4 separate regions of the Homo sapiens genome follow, and regions 2, 3 and 4 are each linked to region 1. The links are chromatin loops, found by intact Hi-C in ENCODE. Cell type or tissue: PC-9. All regions are shown on one strand.

Region 1 (5,000 bases):
ACCTCAGGTGATCCCCCCACCTCAGACTCCCAAAGTGCTGGGATTACAGGAGTGACCCACCGCACCCAGCCAGGGGATTTATATTCTAGTGGGGGAGATGGACAAACAAATACATAGTATCTACAGTCTGTCAGATGCCAAGTGCTGTGGTGAAAAATACAGCAGTGGAGGGGAAGTAGAGAGTTCTGGGGTAGGTGGTAAAAGTGTAAAATCAGGTGGTCAAAGGAGGGCTCACTGAGAAAGGGAACTTTGATCCGGAAGTGAAGATCTGTGATCTAGCTCAAAGGTTGACAAGCCTTTTCTATAAAGGGCAGCTAGTCAATATTTTAGGCATTGGGGGATCACACAGTCTCTGTTGTAACTTCTGAACTCTGCCATTGCAGGGAGAAAGCAGACATAGACAATATGTGAGTGAATGGGTGTTGCTGTGTTCCCATACAGCTTTGTTTATGGACACTGGTGTTTATATTTCATATAACTTTTACATGTCATGGAATACCATTATTCTTTTGTTTTTTTCCCCCAACTGTTTAAAAATATAAAGACCATTTTTGGCTGCAGGCCATGTAAAAATGGTCAGTGGGCTGGATTTGGGCCTTGGGCCATATTTTGCCTACTCCCAATCTAATGCAAGGGATTCTGTGTTCCCTTTAATTGCTTTGTATGGTGTGTAGTAGTGTTTGAATGTTAGGGTGAAATGCACTCTTCGTCCTTTTAGATAACCTGCCTGTTTTAGCTCCAACATGTTGGTTGTTGCTCTATGGAGTAAATTAAGAAAATTCCTCTGTTTATCCAGTGACAAATATTCACTCACATATATTAAGTTTATGTCTTACAGCTCTTATTGCCAGGCTCTACTGTGCAGTTATAGCTGTTATTTTCAATCCTTCATCATAATACAGTATTTCTGAAGTCATTTTAAATAGCAATTAAGAATTGCATTTGGGTGCAAGCTGTAGAAAACTGGATGAAGAGTGGCGTAACTTATTAAGGGTTTATTTGTCTAATACAGAAAGGTGTAGAATAGGTTGTGCATGAAGAGACTGGGGTGGCAGCTACAAAATGTCATTAAGGACCCAGGCTACTGTCTTTCTGCTTGAGCATATATTATTTTCACATATTTATGGTGTTTGTTTTCACATTTGTGAAATGGTTTCTGCACCTCCAGGCACCATATCTGCGTTTCTGCAAGTAAGCAGACTAGAGAAGGGCAAAAGCCTGCTTTGTGTTTTCATTCATTTAAGTGAAGCCTTCCCAAGGACTGTCTGCCTCACATCTCATTGGTCAGAACTGTGTCATGTGATTAACAATAGAGGTGTTTGCGTAAACATGATGTTGTAGCTGAGCACATTGCTTTTCTAAGTAAAACCAGCCTTCTGTATTTAGAAAGAGAGGGAGATTGGTTACTGGGTAAATAACTACCATTGTTTTGCTTCCAAGGGTGTTTAAGTAAAAAAAAAACCAGGTGAGTTGAAGGTACCTTCCACCCATGGATCAAATGACATAGATGAGGTCAGGCACGGTGGCTCACGCCTATAATCCCAGCACTTTGCGAGGCCGAGGCAGGCAGATCACCTGAGGTCGGGAGTTCGAGTTCAGCCTGACCAACGTGGAGAAACCCCATCTCTACTGAAAATACAAAAATTAGCCAGGCGTGATGGCACATACTGGAGGCTGAGGCAGGAGAATCACTTGAACCCGGGAGGCGGAGGTTGAGGTGAGCCAAGATCACACCTTTGCATTCCAGCCTGTGCAACAAGAGTGAAACTCTGTCTCAAAACAAAACAAAACAAAAAAATGACATAGGTGAAAGCAGTGACTGTTGGCCCACAATTTACTTCTCTTCCATTTGCTTAGGAAATTCCTTTTGATATTGATTGTAAGATTCATTTCATTTCAGAAGAGTTGAAATGTGGGGAGAATAAAAAAATTCATTGTGTGAAGGAAATGATTGTGTATGTTATGGCTATTTGGACTCTGGAATTAAGCCCAGCACATGAAGTGCTCTTGATGGCTTCCTGTTACCGCATGGGAAGCCTCTCTGTTACCTGGGCCCCGCCCAGTAGGCTGATGTGTTTCTCTAAGTTCCTGCTTCCTGAACTGCCTGCCCCCGCCACCCTAGGGTGGGTGCTGTTAGTTCCAGGCCATGTTCACCTCTGCAGACCTTACAAACAGGCTGTGGTAGTGTGACACATCTTCCTTCCTGATGCTAGTATCATAAACATCCACTTGAAAACTTCCTTCTACGGATTAACTTTCTCCTACCTTGTTATTTGGGTGATTTGCTATTAGTACTAGCTAATTTTCTAAGGTTTTACCTGTTTTGTTTTTTCATGTCTTCTTTTTAATCATCTGCCCTTTCTTATAAGTGAATCATGGGGGCCAGTGACTCAACAAAATGCTTTGAGTTCTGCTTCATGTCACATTGGGAAAACATGATTTGTATAAAACAGGGCATCTCTGTGGTGTGTACTGCCACCCTCCAAGCTGTTCTGTGGAAGCTAGGGTGCCACCTCTCTCTCATTAAAATATGTTTCTTCTTTTTACTCTTTTGAATATTAACACATTTATTATAATCTTCAAAACATTTTAAAATAAAACTCTTGCTCCCACTTTGTTTCCTTACCCAATTCCTGCTCCTCTAGCCCTTGGATAAGCACTTCTGTTCGTTTCTTACATGACCTTCAAGAATTTTTTAAAACAGTATAAACACAAGCAAATATAAATGCGTTCTTATTTTTCTCCATTTTTTTTTAAAGTGGGCTTAGTCTACATATAGTTCTGCTGCTTTTCTTTTTAACCTACTAATATGTCTTGGAGAGCTTTTCATAACAATGTTAACAGTACATACAGAGCTTCTGTTTTTTTTCTTTTTAAGCTGCATACTATTAAAGTGATCTCTTTAAAACACAAACCTGGACATGCCTCCTGGTCATCAGATTGAAAAAATATAGTATATATACGGGTTTGGCACTATCTGTCATTTCAGGTGTCTTCTGGGGGTCTTGGAATGTATCCCCCATGGATAAGGAGAGACTATTGTGTTTTCATTCCATCTCAATTAGTATGTACTCTTAAATTAAGAAGGTAGGCAACATTTTGAAAACTTTGCAGAGATGGATTTGCAGCTCCTCAAGAGCACATCTGACCCCTAGTGACTGAAGAAGGAAAAGTGAAAGATCAGAGGAATGAAAAGGGTTAAGAAACAGAGTTCAAAGTAAGATGATATTCTTTGTTTACTCTCACCTTAGAAGTGGAGAACATTTTTCTCCTGTGAACTGATGAAAGGATGCTTTCATGGTAGTGGCTACAGCTGTGGAATTTCTGAAGAAGGCTGCTGAGGGGAATAAAAATGTTGCTGCTGTCATGAATCAATGAAATGTCAACATCTCAGATAGTCTATACGTGGTTTTCAGATGGTTTTGGGCAAAGGGAGCTTTTATGACCATAGATGTCAACTTCTTGCAAGGGTGAGGGTGGGGTTGGGGTGGGATGGGGAGTGGTTATGGCCCACTGAGAACTAAGGCACTCTGTCATCTCATAGTCCATTCTTTCCAAGCTACCTGAATTGTGCTCCAGAGTTCTGGGGAGTCTAGGTTGAAGAAACGACCGTGTTAGTGGCCGGGTGCAGTGGCTCATACCTGTAATCCCAGCACTTTGGGAGGCCGAGGTGGGTAGATCACTTGAGCCCAGGAGTTTGAGACCAGCCTGGGCAACATAGAGAGACCCCATCTCAAAATAGCAATAACAACATCAAAGAAACGACTGTGTTGGGGCTGGCTCAGTCTTCCACTGGATATCTAGTGAGTGGACAGTGCATGACACCTACATAAATCACCTCTTTTTTTGTATCAATGACATAAATCTAGTTCAGTTTGGAAGTATATACATACTGTTTCAGATAAGCGTATCTACTTATTTGTTTGTCTTCTCTCTTTAGATAAAGAAGAAGCAGCAAGATGTGGTTAGATTTCTGGAAGCCAACAAGATAGAGTTTGAGGAGGTGGATATCACAATGTCAGAAGAACAGAGGCAATGGATGTACAAAAACGTCCCCCCGGAAAAGAAACCCACTCAGGGCAACCCCCTGCCACCTCAGATATTTAATGGCGACCGATACTGTGGAGTAAGTGGCTAGACTGTTATCATGCTGTTTCTTTTTATTGTTCAGAACACATGCCACCTAGAGTGCAGGTGGGTTTTTCCAGTGAAGACTGTGACTTCTTCACCCAATGCCCATTCAGATCCACATGTCTAACAGAGGGTGAAGTTGAGAAGGGATGTGAGTCCAAGGTCATGGACTGTGTATGTATGTGCGAGGGTTGTGTGGTATGTGAATGTAAGTGCACGTGTGTCTGTCAATCTGAGCTCTGTCTTTGCTTTGGAAACAGAAGTAGGAAGGGAAGCTCTGTGTATGTGTGTATGTATGTATGTATGTGTGTATTATGTTCTAAATTTTGAAGCATTAAAAATAATCATTTTAATTATTAAATTATTAATCAAATTATTTTTTGATTAATACATTTTAGGGGGCAGAGTAGTAGAGGGGGATAATTATCTTTGAATATCCCTTTATGGTATAAATAACTGCTAATAGCTAATCGTAAACCAGAGTTCCATTTCTTATGATAATGAGCCAGAGGGATCATTAAGAATATCAGTGCACCTCATATATGAACATATATCAGGTGCTTTCCTGCTGCATGTAGCATACGAGAAGATGAAAAAGTCACTTTCATCTATTTACCTACTTGCGTACTCCTTAGGTTAAGAAAAATAATTGAGAAACTTCTTTCTAATGAGTAAGTTAGGATTTGCCTTTTGCCATATCTCTAAGTATCTAAGTCAGTGTTTATTTTTGGACCTGTACTATAGTTATTTAAGGACGGTCTAAAGAAGAAGGAGCCACAGAGCTGAGGTGCTTGAGATTAAATAAATAGCTAGGCTGTAATTAGCGTGGAGGAAAGGAATAACAGCCTTTGGTGGCTTCAAAGAAAACA
Region 2 (5,000 bases), 210 kb before region 1:
TTAGTCCATATCTAAGTCTATCAAATACTGATATGTTTTAGGAAATAAAAAATCTATAACATTTAGTATGGAAAATAAGGACCAGTACAAAATGGCAAAACCAAGGAAAAAAAGAAATTCAATAATATCATATATAGTAGAGTGGTTAGTCAAGAAAAGGACATAAAATATGCTTGCTTTTTCCCTGACTTTTACAAGCAGGCCTCATTATTGGGCTTTCAGCCCTGTACCTACACAGAAGCACTCCCCAATGATATAGCTTGGACAGACCTCCCTACATTTTCCTCTTCATAATCCCATCCAATATTATGGCTTCAGCAATTATAGCTAATTTGTAAGTCCCAAAACTACATATTTGAGTCTGACTCTTGAATGAAATTCCAATGCCAATTTTCAGTTACTTCCTCTGTGTTCTCTACTTGGATGCTCATCTATGCATCTCTAAAAAAACTGAAGTCACCATACTCTCCAAAGTTATCCCTTCTCCTTTGGTTTCTAATCTGTTTGTAATAATTCTGTCCTTCTTGCTGGACAGCTTTGCATTTTAATCAATTAATTCATTCACTCATCAAATATCACTGGGCACCTAAAATCTGTCTTGCACCAATGACTATGTGCTGAGGATATGGTGGTGAATTAAAGTTCTTTCCCACATAGAGCCTCATTCTAGGCTACAAATTGTGTTATATAAGTGCAGTGATTTAAAATAAAATAAGAGAGAGAGCGTAAGAGTGTTTGCTTTCCACATTTAATAAGTCTCCAAGGCCTTTCCCTTCACTTTTAATGTCTCTGGTATTTATCCTTATTCCTCAGATCCCACACTATCCAAGTTCTGCTTTCAATGTGCCTCATTTGACAAATGGCAAAAATGTCTTGGTTTAACCCAGTTCATTTGAAAAAATATGTATTGAGCCCTTACCATATGCTGGGCGCTAGAATTGATACCGATCCCAAAATGATTTCTAAAAAATTTGCAATCTAGAAAGAGGGAGGAAACAAGCATCCAACCCACTTAAATACAAAACAAAATTGATAAACTCAGAAATTATACTCAACCAGCCATGGAAATTCACAAGATGGGGAGCTTCTGGAGAGGACTCAGTTAAAATGCTGCTTGAAGAATGGATGGGACCTTTACAATTTGCATTTGGGGAGGCAAAAGCACTCTCGGCAAAAGACTGGATGAGTCAAGAGAGGAATACCGAAAAGCACAAATGTCCGAATAATAGTGGGTGGTGCCATTTGCTGGGAGCTTAGGTTATTGGTAGAGGAAGCCGAGGTTAGGAAGGTAAACTGGGGCCATTCTGTGAAGAGTTTAAAAGGCTGGTTCAAGGAATTTGTATGTAATTCATTAAACTATGGAAACCTATTTTCTTCTCTTTGGAATGTGCATGACCTTTCTGTTAATCTGTTTGTTTATAAAACATGAGATAACTGCTTTCCACTAACCTAGGATATTGGCATACATGTTGGAACAGTACCTTATTATATGAAAGCTAAGTAAACATTGGTAGATGGTGGTATGAATGTATTTATGTCACAAAATTATGTTTCTGAGCTTTGGAGTATTTTAGGTTCCCATTATTTTGAAATTAGATAAAGGCTGCCAGTGAGACAATTTACAAAGTTCTATTCTCTTAACTTTAAATAATGAAGAAAAAAAAGCATTCTCCTTCAGCATTTATCAAAATTCAACAAACTGGCAGAGTCTAAAAAACACAACAAATGTGACCACAAAATTTTAGTAGAGTATCTTCAGATGTTAATGAATGTCTGAATGAAAATACCATAAATATGGTTTCTTCTAAATATATGTAAATAATTACCCATTTCTAGAATGAAACATTAGTTTCCAAAGAAGTAATTTGTCTTTCTAAACAAAAAAGACTGAATTGTTTAATTTAAATTTTGCATCAAGTTACAAAAGGAAATTCCCATTTGAACTGGTTTATTTCAAAAGCAAATAAACCAGTTGAGGTTTTCAAATATAGAATTATATGTATTGTGTTGATGACTTGTCATAACAAACAACATTCTGGTGTAACTTCTTATTCTGTACATGGACAATCTTCAAAGTATGGAATTGGTAACGAGTATAGTACTTTGTACTATATGGAGTAGATTTGAAACCCAATAAGATTTCAAAATTGGCCAATTTTACCAAGAAAACATGAAGAAAGGTTTCCATGGTTTCAGAGAATCAATAGTGCCCTCTAAAGGAAATCTATGTGAGGTACATTCAATATCTAGGTTTAATTCAGCACTTATTCCACGAAAATGCTACTTAATTGTAACTTATAATAATACAGATTAAAAATTACAAAAAGAATGCAGGCCAGCCCTCGTCATAAGTATCGCAAGTAGCTGTCTACACCAATGCTGGACTGGCTGGCAGAGCCACTTCGGTCCTAGTTGCTTTTGCCCCTTGTGAACTGTTGTTACCATCCTTATGGAAAGTTCCTAGAAAGGGAAAAGGGGATAATTTCCAAGTAGAGGATTAGACATCCTAGGATTTGGAGAGATTGGAACCCCAGAACAGATCCAAGTAGGTATCTTGGGAAAACGTGCTACACTGAAGAAAATATCTGCAGAATTAAATGCTGAGAAAGTCAGCTTTTGCCCAGGGCAATCGCTGAAAACCTGTGTAACGGGAAAGATAGACAAATTAGCTGAATTAGAAGAGGGCAGGCAGTGTAGCCTGGCTGAAACCTATGAGCATGAAAAGAAAAAGTGATATGAAACATTTATGGATTTTTATTTGTCCATCTAATTTTGTGGTTTATGGTTTTGCTTCTGTCCATTTTTCAAACACACACAGATCCATTCACAAATAGCTTGATAATGTCACAAGAAATATTGGGCAAAACCATATATTGCTATTGCCAATTAGGAGCAGAGCAAGTCTTGGCGATTACTATCTGCCTTACAGACATTAAAAAGTCAGTGAGTACAGAAGATTATTAACTCCAGATATTAATGGCTGCAGCAGAGTTACTGTCATAATGAGATGGTTGGGAATGAAAACACTTCATTTATTGTTACCAAAACTACACGTATAGAGCACTGTTTACATTTTTAAAACTTTTCCTCCAGAGTTCAGGTCCAGCTTTATCAGATAACAAAGATCACAGAGTAGGTCAGCACTTAGCATGTACACCTGTAGAAAACTTACCCTGAAATATTGGACAACTTACCCTGACATATTACTATACATATATCACTTCACCTGAGCCTCACAATAACTCATGGGGTTGGCAGAGCAGCTACTATAATAGCAGAGCAAGACAAAAAAAATCTTGTGGAGCATGAGTCATATTATGTGGGAAAATTAATTTTCCAATATCTATTTTTCTACTTATTGATTGGAATATTAAAACACTTGAAGATATACTAGGTTAAATGTTAATGGAAATAAAAAAATCTGCTAAGATGATACCGTGGCATCAACCACAGTCAGCAAGCTGTTCCCCAGCTTTTGGGACAATCCAGGTTAAATGGCACATTTCAGCAGAGAAGCTGTGGTAAGTAGAGCAAGGGGACAGCACTGCACCATCTTAATTAGATGTGACACATTAGTCTGAAGTAATCTGAGAATTAAAGCAAATAGAGCCATCTTTAGCAGGTTCCTCAAAATGAGACCAAAGCTACAAGTTGTGTCATCAGAGCAGAAGGACAGCAGGAGCTGCTGGAAGCAGCTGACTGTTATCACCACATCACATCGACTCACAGGCCTCCTAGGGTGTATTTGGAACTTCACAGGCTACAGTTCAAAGGGACTTTAAATGTTCGTTTAGGTTTTCCTTCCAATGGCTCTTAAAAGAGAAATCCCAGAGAGCAAAGATTCCTTTAAATCTCCAGGGCAGGAGGTAACACAAAACCCCTCCTCCTATAATTTATTATTTTTAGCTAAGAGGCTAATTTAAAGGAGGAGCCAAAGACGTGCTTGTAGGGAGTTTATCACCACCATAGCATGGCACAGTGGCTGGCTGGGCAGGAACCATAGGATTCCTTAGGTCTGACTGCCCTGTCTCCAGTGTGTAATGGAAGAGATATGTGCAGCATTCTCTCAGCATTTTCAGAATTCCCTTCTGGAACCAAGGCCCTGCTCAAGAACAGTGGCTCTAGATGAAGTTTGCTGCTCATAGGTGCTTCTGGATGAATAAGCAAGAACGTTTCTAGCCTGGGCAACAGACACAGCCTAGGTACAAGTGAGTGTTGGAGAAGCTGCCTTCAGTACCCTGGTCATCAGCCACAGCCCTGAGTCTGAGGAAGGGGCTGTTGTGTTCCTGCTGATGCCCACAAAAACTGAGGCTTATCACTGCCACAACCCAGCTCCACTTGTCCTGTTAGCTATTTTTATTATACTGTACTATATGGTCATCAGTACTTGGACACAGACAAAAATGGCACGGACAGAATTCCACGTGGTTAGGCAGGGCAAGTTATTAAAATCCCCAATTGGCTGCTAGCAAAACTAACAGAGGAGTTAAATAACTGGACCTGAGGACACTGCTAGCGAACAACCCTGTTTCCACCCTTTAAGCCAATGCTCTTCGCTTTTCGTCACTTACACACTTTACTTTGGGTCATGTGTCAATGAGGCAATCCAATAAAATAACAAACACTCAAGGGAGGAGAGCAGAAGTACTTCCCCTTAGACTCTCCTCTCTAAGGTCTTTCGGGAGATATCTTAAAATGGTCACTGTCTTCGTAAAAATTTTAGGCTGGAAAGGACAGAATTTTGTTGTGATTTTTAGGTTGACGAAAAGGAGTAAATGTACATCTTTTAGTGTCTCCCATGGGATGTTCAGAGTACATACCCACAGAATCTTTTGGGTGTTTATGAAAACTGGCCAGGATAACAGGGTTCTGCTACGTGTCAGGATGGGGGAGGGTGTTGCTGGGAGACAGGTCTTGAAGGGTACTACATTGATAAAGGAAAGTCATCTGTATGAAAACCCTCTGTCAAGGTGACTGCAGTTATTAAACTATGGAGTCAT
Region 3 (5,000 bases), 100 kb before region 1:
AACTGTAGAATATTGGAAGAGATTTATTCTAAGCCAAATATGAGTAAGCATGGCCTGTGACACAGCCCAAGAGATTCTGAGAACATGTGCCCAAGGTGGTCCAGCTACAGCTTGGTTTTATGCATTTTAGGGAGAATTAAGACATCAATCAATACATGTACGATGTACATTGTAAGATGTACGATATACATTGGTTCTGTCCAGAAAGGTGGGACAAATTGAAGCTTGGGGTGGATAGTTCAAGGTCATAAGTCAATTCAAAGAATTTCTGATTGGCAATTGGTTGAAAGAGTTATTACCTAAAGACCTGGAATGAATAGAAGGGAGTGTCTGGGTTAAGATATGCAGTTGTGGAGAACAAGGTTCTTATTCTTATCCAGGTAGCAGGCTTCAGAGAGAATAGATTGTAAATGTTTCTTATCAGACTTAAAAAGGTGCCAGACTCTTAGTTAATTCTCTCCTGGGTCAGGAAAAAGACCTGGTAAGGGAAAGAGATTCTCCCAAGAGACAGCTTTGCAAGGGCATTTCAAAGAAATATATTTTGGGGTAAAATACTTTGATTTCTTTCAGGGCCTGCTATCGGTTATGTTAAGAGTCTGTTTTGTTAGTCTTAAGGTCTCTGTGTTAATGTTAATGCTGGTCAATTGTGCCTGAATTCCAAAGGCGGAAGGGTAAAATGAGGCATGTCCAACGTTCCCATCCTGTCTTGGCCTGAACTTTTTCAGGCCAACAACTTTTTTCAGGTTAACTTTGGAATGCCCTTGGGTCAGGGGGGTGCTTAGAATTTTATTTTTGGTTTACATATGTATTAAGCTAAATAACCTTCTTCTGGTTTGTATCCTAATTCTAAAGTGGGTTTCTTTGCCTAACTTGTCCGAATGCATACCTACAGTAGTCTCTTTAATCACAGTGTCTGCTTGGTTCCAATTACTGTCTGTAAAGGGAATTCTGTCTTTATACCTGTATCTTCCTTTGTAGAGAATTTACACCCAAACTGTATAGAGTAAGACTGTCAATGGGAACACGCAGAAAGGATAGTTTTGCTGAAATTGAGGGCTGAGATTACGGATAAATTGAGAGATTTCTACTTTGCTTTGTGCTGAGTAGCAATGGTTTTCATGTCTACAATTTTTAAATAACATTAAAAATAATCCATTTCCCCTTCCTTTTTCACAACTCTCCCCACACTAAATATCTTTAAGAACATATGGTAGTTACAAGGAAAAGCCAAGTGAATATCTGAAACATTAATGTGCCATGCTGCTATCATTACAAGAATAAAGAAAACTGGGAATCCAGAAATCTCCTAACACAACAACTGTTGCCTGCCAATTCTTATATCAAATAAAAATCATCATCTAGGGCAAGGATGGTTGCACGGTGACTAAGCAGGCAGATGGCAGGTGTGAGGCAAAACACTCTGGAGTGCTAGCTCAAATCATTTTGCATTACTCACTGCTGGAAAGATAGGGAATCAAAAAACAAATTGCACATTGGACTAGGAGTAAAATACTGAAAACTCAACTCACAGAAATATAAAAGGTAAAGAAGACAACCACAATTGTAAATGTCATGTTGTAACTTCTAAAGCAAATTCTTTAGGTCTGCCCTGTGATCTTTCTCTGCCTCCATCTGATTTAAGCCTCCTCTATCTGTCCTTGTGATTCACAAGAAGGTAATTGTTTCTCCACTTTACCAACCCTGCCAGAACTGGGACCACCTGTTTCAAAAGTAACCTGGCTGCATTCCTGAAGGCAATGTTCCAAGGCTAGAGATAAGATGTTAACCACCTCCTTGCCTGGCAAGAACCCATGGTGGTTCACTGCCTTAGCAGTGGGTCAGTTCCTGGGAGTGAGCAAATCTAATTTTCATATATTAGATTCAGGGAAAAAAACAAAAACTCAAGCACTCTGTTTTATTTGCATAACTGCTTTACATATTGCTATCATAAAGGAGATTAGCTTTAACGAATATGAATGTAATTATAGAAAAGGGCCCTAGGTGGAGCCTCAGTACTGGTGGCAACAAATGGAAGAACAAATTGAAAATACATCGAAGCCCTCCAAAAATTACATAATTGCATTTTATAGAACTAACCTGTTTGTTGTTATTGTTGTTTCTCCAGCATAGGAAACAGCTGGATATAAAAAAGATGCTTTGTTAGTTAAGAATAAACCTTAAAAGAGCTTTGTTCTGTAATCAAGAATGAAAGCGCATTAATGCTGGTATTCTGTCTCTGATGGAGTTTCTACAAGGCAGTGTGTATGGTAGAGAACTGTCCCTAACCTTAGCACATTCTCCTGAATGAACGTCTCTCCTTTCTCCTTATAAGGACATTGCCACTTGTTTATCTATTTACACATAGTAAAACCATCTTACATTGTAAAAGAAATAATCAGGATTATTTTTAAGATGACTTGCTTTTATTAGATTATAAACACAGAACCTGTAAGAAGTCAAAATCACTTTTTTCTGGTTTTGTTTTGTTCTGCTTTGCTTTGTTTGTCACCACTGACAAATAACCTAGACAGACTTACTAGGTTTTTTTCCCAGCTTTATTGAGGTATAATTGGCAAATAGAAATTGTATATATTCAAGGTGTACAACATGATGATTGGATATACATGCACACTGTAAAATGATTACCACAGCCAAATTAATTAACATATCCATCACCCAACCTAAGAAATTAAACACTGCAAAAACTTAAAATCTATTGGTAACACCCTTTGATCACAGCCAAGTCCCTTTACCTTCATGGCATAGTTAATTTGGTGTTTATGATTTAAGTATATGTATAAAATTGTACTATATACATATATATCATTAAATAAAACATAATGTATCAATACTTCTAAACTTATATACTTGGTTACATACTATATGTGTGTTCTGCAATTTCTTATTTTCTCAGCATTATGTTTGTGAGGTTTACCCATAATGATCTAAGAAGCTCTATTCATTTTTTAAAAAATAAACTCTTTTTTTGGAATAATTTTAGACTTTCAGAAAAGTTGCAGAATACAGAGAATTTCCATACACCATTCCCCCAACCTCTTCTAATTTTAATATCCTACACAACAATGGTACATTTGTCCATACTAAGAAATTCACATTGGTATGTTTTAATTACCTAAACCACAAACTTTATTTGGATATCACCAGTTTTTCCACTAGTGTCCTTTTTCTGTTCCAGAGTTCAATCCAGAATACCACATTGCATTTAGTATTAACTCATTTTTTCTGCTGTATGATTACACTACAATTTATTTCCTCATTATGTTGATAGATGTTTAGATTTCATTAATGTACCTGATGATATCGTTGTATACACATATGATATCTTCGTGCACGTAATATGTAAAGCATGCTCTTCAAAGTAGTAATATCAATTTATTTACAGTCTCACAAATATATTAAATTTCCCACTGCTCCAAATTCTTTCCAACTCTTGGTATCATGAGATTACATTTCTACCAATTTTATGGGTATAAAATGGCATCTATTTTTATTTTATTTTATTTTATTTTATTTATTTATTTATTTTGAGACATAGTCTCACTCTGTCGCCCAGGCTGGAGTGCAGTGGCGTGATCTCAGCTCACTGCAAGCTCTGCTTGCCGGGTTCACGCCATTCTCCTGCCTCAGGCTCCCGAGGAGCTGGGAGTACAGGCGCCCGCCACCACGCCCGGCTAATTTTTTGTATTTTCAGCAGAGATGGGGTTTCACTGTGTTAGCCAGGATGGTCTCGATCTCCTGACCTCGTGATCCGCCCGCCTTGGCCTCCAAAAGTGCTGGGATTACAGGCGTGAGCCACTGCGCCTGGCCTATTTTTATTTACAATTATTCTATTACTAGTGAGATTGAGCATTTTCATGTGTGTTCATGTTAATTGCTATTTGATTTTTTGGTAGGGATTTGTAGACATTTTATATATATGTACACATACTCTATGCTAAATATTTGTTGCCAATATGCATTGCAAATGTCTTCTCTAGTTAGTGGTTTGTCTTCTCTCACTTTTTAAAATGGTGTCTTTAGATGCACAGACATTTTAAATGTTAATGTGGTCTAATTGATTCATAATCTTTTCCTTAAAGGTTTCATTTTCTATTTATTGATATCAAAATCTTTCCCAACTCTGAAAGCACAAAAATATTCTTCTATACTTTATTCCAAAAGTTTGAAGATTTTACTTTGTATATGTTGGTCTTTACTTGAGGCAGATTTTGTACATCATGTGAGGTAGAAATCCAATTTTATTTTTCCCTCTGTATAGATACCCATCATCTCAGCAGTATTTATTAAATGGTTTATCTTTCCCTACTGATCTGCAATGCCACTGATGTTAAATCTCAAGTTTCCATACGGGCCTGGATCTGTTTCTGGATTCTTTGTTCCTTCCACTGTTCTCTTTTCCCTATTCTTTTGCTAATACCACACTATTGTAATTATAATATTTTTATTATTAAGTCTTAATATCAGGATGAGGTCCCACTTTGTAGTTTTTCTTCAAGAGTGACCTGGTTATTTTTGCCCTATGTTCTCTCATTTCTTTGGAAGGATTCTAATGACTCCTTCTTTGTTAAAGTCCACAAAACAAAACAAAAACTTGGTGGAATCTGGAATTGTGATGAATTTGAAGGAAAATTGATATCTTTATGTTCCGAGTATTTGTATCCACATACATGATATATTAGTAGGTCTCTTTTAAAGTATCAATAAAGGCTTATAAATTTTTCTTAAAGTCTGCACAACTATTGGTAAATTTTTGATACCTTATTTTTGTTTTTAAATGTTACTTTAAAAATTATATTGTATAACTATTGCTGATGTAGAGGAATGCAATTGATTTTCATACATTTAAACTTGCTGAATGTATTACTATGTTTAACAATTTGTCATTAGTTTCTTTTGGGTTTTCTCTGTGGAAATTAATTTTTTGCAAATAACACAGTTTCAATTCTTCATTTGCACCCTTTGTATGTTTTATTTGTGTA
Region 4 (5,000 bases), 130 kb before region 1:
GCGATCTCAGCTCACTGCAATGCAACCTCTGCCTCCTGGGTTCAAGCAATTCTGCCTCAGCCTCCTAGATAGTTGGGATTACAGGCATGCACCACCACACCCAGCTAATTTTGTATTATTAGTAAATATAGGGTTTCACCAGGTTGATCAGGCTGGTCTCAAACTCTTGACCTCAGGTGATCCACCCGCCTTGGCCTCCCAAAGTGCTGGGATTACAGGCGTGAGCCACCACACCTGGCCTCTATATTCTACTTTAAGGTTCAGGAGCTAGGACTCAACAAACTGCATTTCCCAGACACCCTTGCTAGTTGGCTTATCGGTAGGTTCTGCCAAAATGGGGCATTTAGGGAGAGGTTGGAAGGTGGGAGTTAGGGAGAAGTTCCTTCTCAATGTCTCTGTTCCTGTCAGGCAACAATTGGCTCTAGTCTAATGTGTCTTTTCCTCACTGAATATAAATGAGTAGACTGAATGAATGTGCTTGTTATTTTGTTTGCAACCTACACTATTACTTTATCTCCTCCCTCTCCTCCCACCCCGCAAAACCATATAAACAACAGCAAAAGAAAAAAATCCTCCACAAAACTTCTTACCATCTTACAGAGAACAGCTAACAGTTGGTGACCACACAAGAATTAAAATGTGTTGAAGTATGGTCTTATATTTGCCTGGCACTCTACAGAGTACTTTCATGAAGATGACCTCATGATCTTAAACAACTCTGAGAAATGGAATATAGATGAGGAAACTGACCCTGAGGATAAATCAGATTTGTCTAATAGAAATAGAATGTGAACCACCCACTTAATTTTAGATTTTCTAGTAGTCATGTTAAAATAAGTTTTTAAAAAGTAAAATTAGTTTTATTTAATATTTAATATCCAAATTATTTCAACTTGCAATCAATATTTTAAAGTTATCGATGAGATATTTCACCTTTTTTTGTACTAACATTTTGACACCTAGTATATATTTTGCAGTTACAACACATTTCATTTCAGGCCAGCTACATTTCAAGTACTCAGTAGTCACATGCAGGTTGTAGCTAACCTATTGGACAACACAGGATTAGATTATTTACCCAGAGGTATATAATAGAAAGTAATGGTCCCAGGTAGCCAGCTTCCAAAAAGGAAAATATTGCTGGTCTGGAAACCCAGAGACCTTAATTCCATACATGGCTCTGCCTCTTACTAGTTGTGAAATACAGGATAAGGCATTCTTTTTTAAAGCTTGGTTTCTGGATTTGTTAAATGGCATCAATCAGTTGTCTTTAATCCCCCACCCACTTCCTGCAGCAGAACCCTTTCTCAAGTAAAATCTTATATGGAAACCCCATATTAAAAACAGAAGCATATTTAAAACATAGGAACTGTCTCTCTGTTGAAGGAGAGGAGCCTCCAACAAACACTTCGAGTACTCTACAGACATCAGTATATTGGTGTTTGATTCACATTTTTAGTTTCATAGAATCATCAGTTATTTATAAATATAAGAGGGCCTTTAAGATCAATTATTCAAGTTGTCTTCTTATGTTATTTTTTCCTTACTAAGGCACTCTTCTTTTCTAACAGAACCTTTTAAAGAAATATAAAACAAGATATGGTAGTTAAAATCAGAATTGCCCTGCACAGTTGAAGTGGTTATGAGGAATTAGAACCCTAACAACTCAGCATCTCTCAAATACCATCTTCCATAAGTGGCCCCCAAGAATCCTCTTTCAAACTACCCTGCAGGGGATAGAATACAGTCATGGGTTCTCAGTTCCTGTTTCTGGTTGGGCCAATAAAGCCCCTTCCTCATCCCTCTTTTCTGTCTAACACTAGAGACAGAAATTAAAAACCATGGCTTTTCAGGCTGCTAAAAGCCTAAAACAAAACAGAACAACAACAACAACAAAATCAAGCGGGTTGGACAGGCTTACATCTAGAGCAAGCCAATGGAGTTTTAACAACCAAAGATTAAGCTCAGCTCCAACCCTTCATCAGATAAGGAAACTGAGTCCCAGTGAGGTGCTTAAAAAATCCCACCCCAAGCTGGTGTCAGAGCTGGAATAGAGCCTAATCACTGCTGTGCTGGAGCCAGCTGGTACTAGCTTGCAAAAGCCAATTGTTACATTTTCAGAAATTTTGCAAGCCAATTGATGTCACCCTGGTAGCTCAAAATCAACCACGGTGAAAATATTTACACCACAGAAACCAGCAAATGCTACAAATCATAGCTTCCCCAGAGCCACTGGTTAAACCTTTACCAGCACACCTCCAAATCCAGCATTCCTGTCTGGATCTTTATGTTCTACCCAGCAACCGAGAATAGATGTGCTGCATTTTGATAAGAAACAAAAATTTTAGTTAGTAAAAATCAAAAATAAACCAAAATAGAAATTGTGTCTCTTCATGAGTAACAACACCTAAAATAGCAATTTTTCTCAATATTTACCATTTCCTGTTGTGTAGCAGATACTGGTTCCTTTGATTCTTTAAGTTGTTATTTGGAGTATTCAGCTACTTTAGGGATGATTTTTAACATTACATGAGCCAGGCAAGTAAATGTCTAAAACATTACTTTTAAATGTTTAAACTTTTAAATGTTTTTAATTATTTAAAATTAAAGCCCAAGTATAAAATAAGGAGAAAACAGAAGAAGCTACAGAAACTACTGCTTGAGTAGCAACTGATCTGATGCAGTGTCTCGGTCTCCCTCTAGTTCTATTTCTGGCTAGGAAGGGTATTGAAAGGTCAATGTAAACAAATGCTGAAGTCGTCAAGCTTCTCAGCTGGCCTCATGTCTCCCTGTATTTAATCTTCCCAACTGAACTTCTGACTCATCATCTTAACAATGACCTGTTTCCCTTTGAGAGTTCCTCCCCTTCTCTGGCCGCTTTTCTTTTCGTCCTTTGTGGCGCTGATGCAGCTCCCCTGCAGGCCTGTTTGGGCATGCTTGTGATGTCAGATGCCCGTACTTCAGCTGTCCTTTTGTATCCATGGTGACGGATGAAAAATAAGCTGCTTTTCAGTGATTTGAACTTTAATCCAGTCAAATGATGCATGCTTTATTACTCAGGTGACTTTTCCCAGTACTTTCAGATCACTGAAATCTTGAATTATTAAAGAGGAATTAACATATTTATGTTTTTATCCTTTCTTTAACCATTATTATACCTTGGTAAATTCAAATAATCTGATCTTAGCACCTGAAAATTTTGTCTTCATAATTATAGGAAAATCGTTTCAGAAATGAGATTCCAACAGAAAAGAAACTAAAAGATGTCGTTTACAATTCCCTCTCACTACATGTATATAAGTAACTATTAGGCTAAGTAAAGCATGGAGGACCTGCATAATACTAGGGAAAACGATGAAAACTGTAAAACATTGACAAAGTTGTGTCATCCAAAACGCTGGCCACTTAATACTAGTGGTACTTGAAATTATTAAATAACATTGACTTCAAATCTTTCTGTATTCAGGAAAGAGAAAAGCTAAGCCTGATGGTAGTCTTAGCACCTTGCTAACGTGCTGTCATTGTTTTTTTAAACAACAACAACAAAGGGCAGACTTTTTGCATACAACCTTGGTAAGCAATAGCTTCTAGTTAAAATGTTTCCATTTTCTCAATTTTCATATAAACTTCTGTTTATGAATAACACTGACTTTCCAGGGATGTAAAATTTCCTTACATTTAAAAAAAAATACATAATCAATAGTACAAGTGAAACAAGTGGAGTTGAAATCATGATATCTGGACCAAGCAACAGGGAAGGAAGAACAGGGTAGCAATTTCACGTGTCTTGGTCTAATCCCTAACACCAAAATTATTGGGACTAGAAGCCAGGTAGACCCTAACATTATGACACTATGATGTTACCCAAGATATTGAGGAAAATCATAATATTTGGATGAATTAACAACTTTTTTTTCCAGATAATACAAATAGGGGGGTAAAAATGATTAAGCTTGAAAGTTTCTTCAGTCTTGTTTCTCCCACTTCCTGCTTAGTGGGGTTTTTCCTGCTGCCTCAGAATCGTGGCTACTGCCCAAAGCTGAGAACATTCTCTAAAGAGCCATAAATAATTAGGAGTCAAAACCTCCCACCAGGGCTTATTAAAAAGTGCATAACCAACCTTACTGCCAGCAACCATCACCCTAGGAAACTCCTCTCTTCACTTTTACTTCACCGTAAGAGAGGTCTGTGTATGGAAAGAAGGGAAGAAACCATATTTGGCTTCTTGGAGAGGGTTTTCGTTCTCCCAAGGAGAGAGTGGATGGGGCTAAGAGTAGGAAGTACAAGAAAATAATTCATAGAAATTCATAGGGTGCTTTGAAGAAGAGGAGATTGGCATCTCCCTTCCTGAGGCCTGCTAAGTAGCAACTCTTTTTTTTTTTTTTCTCGAGATGAAGTCTTCTTCTGTCACCAGGCTGGAGTGCAATTATCTCAGCTCACTGTAACCTCCGCCTGGGTTCACTGCCTCAGCCTCCCAAGTAGCTGGGATTACAGATGCGCGCCACCATGCCCGGCTAATTTTTTTGTATTTTTAGTAGAGACGGGGTTTCACCATGTTGGCCAGGCTGGTCTCGAACTCCTGACCTCATGATCCGCCTGCCTCAGCCTCCCAAAGTGCTGGGACCACAGGCGTGAGCCACTGGGCCTGGCCTAAGTTGAAACTCTTTTGTAACTTTGTGTTGCCATTGGAATAAAGCATTTGAGACAGTTCTTGGGAGAGTTTCCCGTTGTTCATGAGGCATCCGTAGAGACTATTCTCTGTTTCTAGTCTAGAAATTTCTGAAGATGGGAGTAGGAAAACCACTGTCACTAAGGCTTAAAGACATAGTATGCCTGAGAAGAGGATAAGAACCAGACTGTCCACAGTCTGGTTCTCTATGACCTTAAAGGACATGGCAAGGACCACTGAGGTTTTGTGGTTCCATGAGTTAGAGGAGAAGCAGAGGAGCATGATCCACCCCAAGGAGCTGCTGGGTAGTAAAGAGCACAACCCAGAGATG

The links. Hi-C counts contacts between places; a loop is a spot of excess contacts. Peaks named below come from ENCODE experiments on the same cell type or tissue, not always from the same donor. Only the 100,000 strongest peaks of a DNase experiment are listed, where the experiment ranks them.
Region 2: it touches region 1 in a loop (8-fold over the local background); 6 of 110 quality-filtered maps call a loop at or near these places.
Region 3: it touches region 1 in a loop (7-fold over the local background); 41 of 110 quality-filtered maps call a loop at or near these places.
Region 4: a loop joins it to region 1, with 12 times the contacts of the local background. A loop is called at or near these places in 4 of 110 quality-filtered maps.

Annotation. Positions count from the first base shown.
Region 1 is chr6:79,669,674-79,674,673 of GRCh38, forward strand. SH3BGRL2 (SH3 domain binding glutamate rich protein like 2) reads left to right here. Exons shown (of 4, transcript NM_031469.4): 2 at 3,941-4,126. Among named protein-coding and RNA genes, the nearest start is that of SH3BGRL2, 41 kb to the left of the region's middle. In PC-9, a CTCF peak has its summit at 3,117; DNase peaks (open chromatin) are centred at 2,108 and 3,218; H3K4me3 peaks cover 456 bases; H3K27ac peaks cover 2,420 bases.
Region 2 is chr6:79,464,216-79,469,215 of GRCh38, forward strand. All of the region lies in intron 5 of LOC100506851 (a long non-coding RNA gene), which reads left to right. Among named protein-coding and RNA genes, the nearest start is that of LCA5, 71 kb to the right of the region's middle. In PC-9, a CTCF peak has its summit at 2,210 (motif pointing left); no DNase peak of the experiment used is centred here; H3K27ac peaks cover 281 bases.
Region 3 is chr6:79,568,937-79,573,936 of GRCh38, forward strand. It overlaps a transcript of SH3BGRL2 not described here. Among named protein-coding and RNA genes, the nearest start is that of LCA5, 34 kb to the left of the region's middle. In PC-9, a CTCF peak has its summit at 1,993; DNase peaks (open chromatin) are centred at 1,465 and 1,725; H3K4me3 peaks cover 1,749 bases; H3K27ac peaks cover 2,646 bases.
Region 4 is chr6:79,542,329-79,547,328 of GRCh38, forward strand. It overlaps a transcript of SH3BGRL2 not described here. Among named protein-coding and RNA genes, the nearest start is that of LCA5, 7.4 kb to the left of the region's middle. RefSeq lists enhancers at 2,310-3,072, 2,766-3,045. In PC-9, a CTCF peak has its summit at 2,943; a DNase peak (open chromatin) is centred at 2,863; H3K27ac peaks cover 1,675 bases.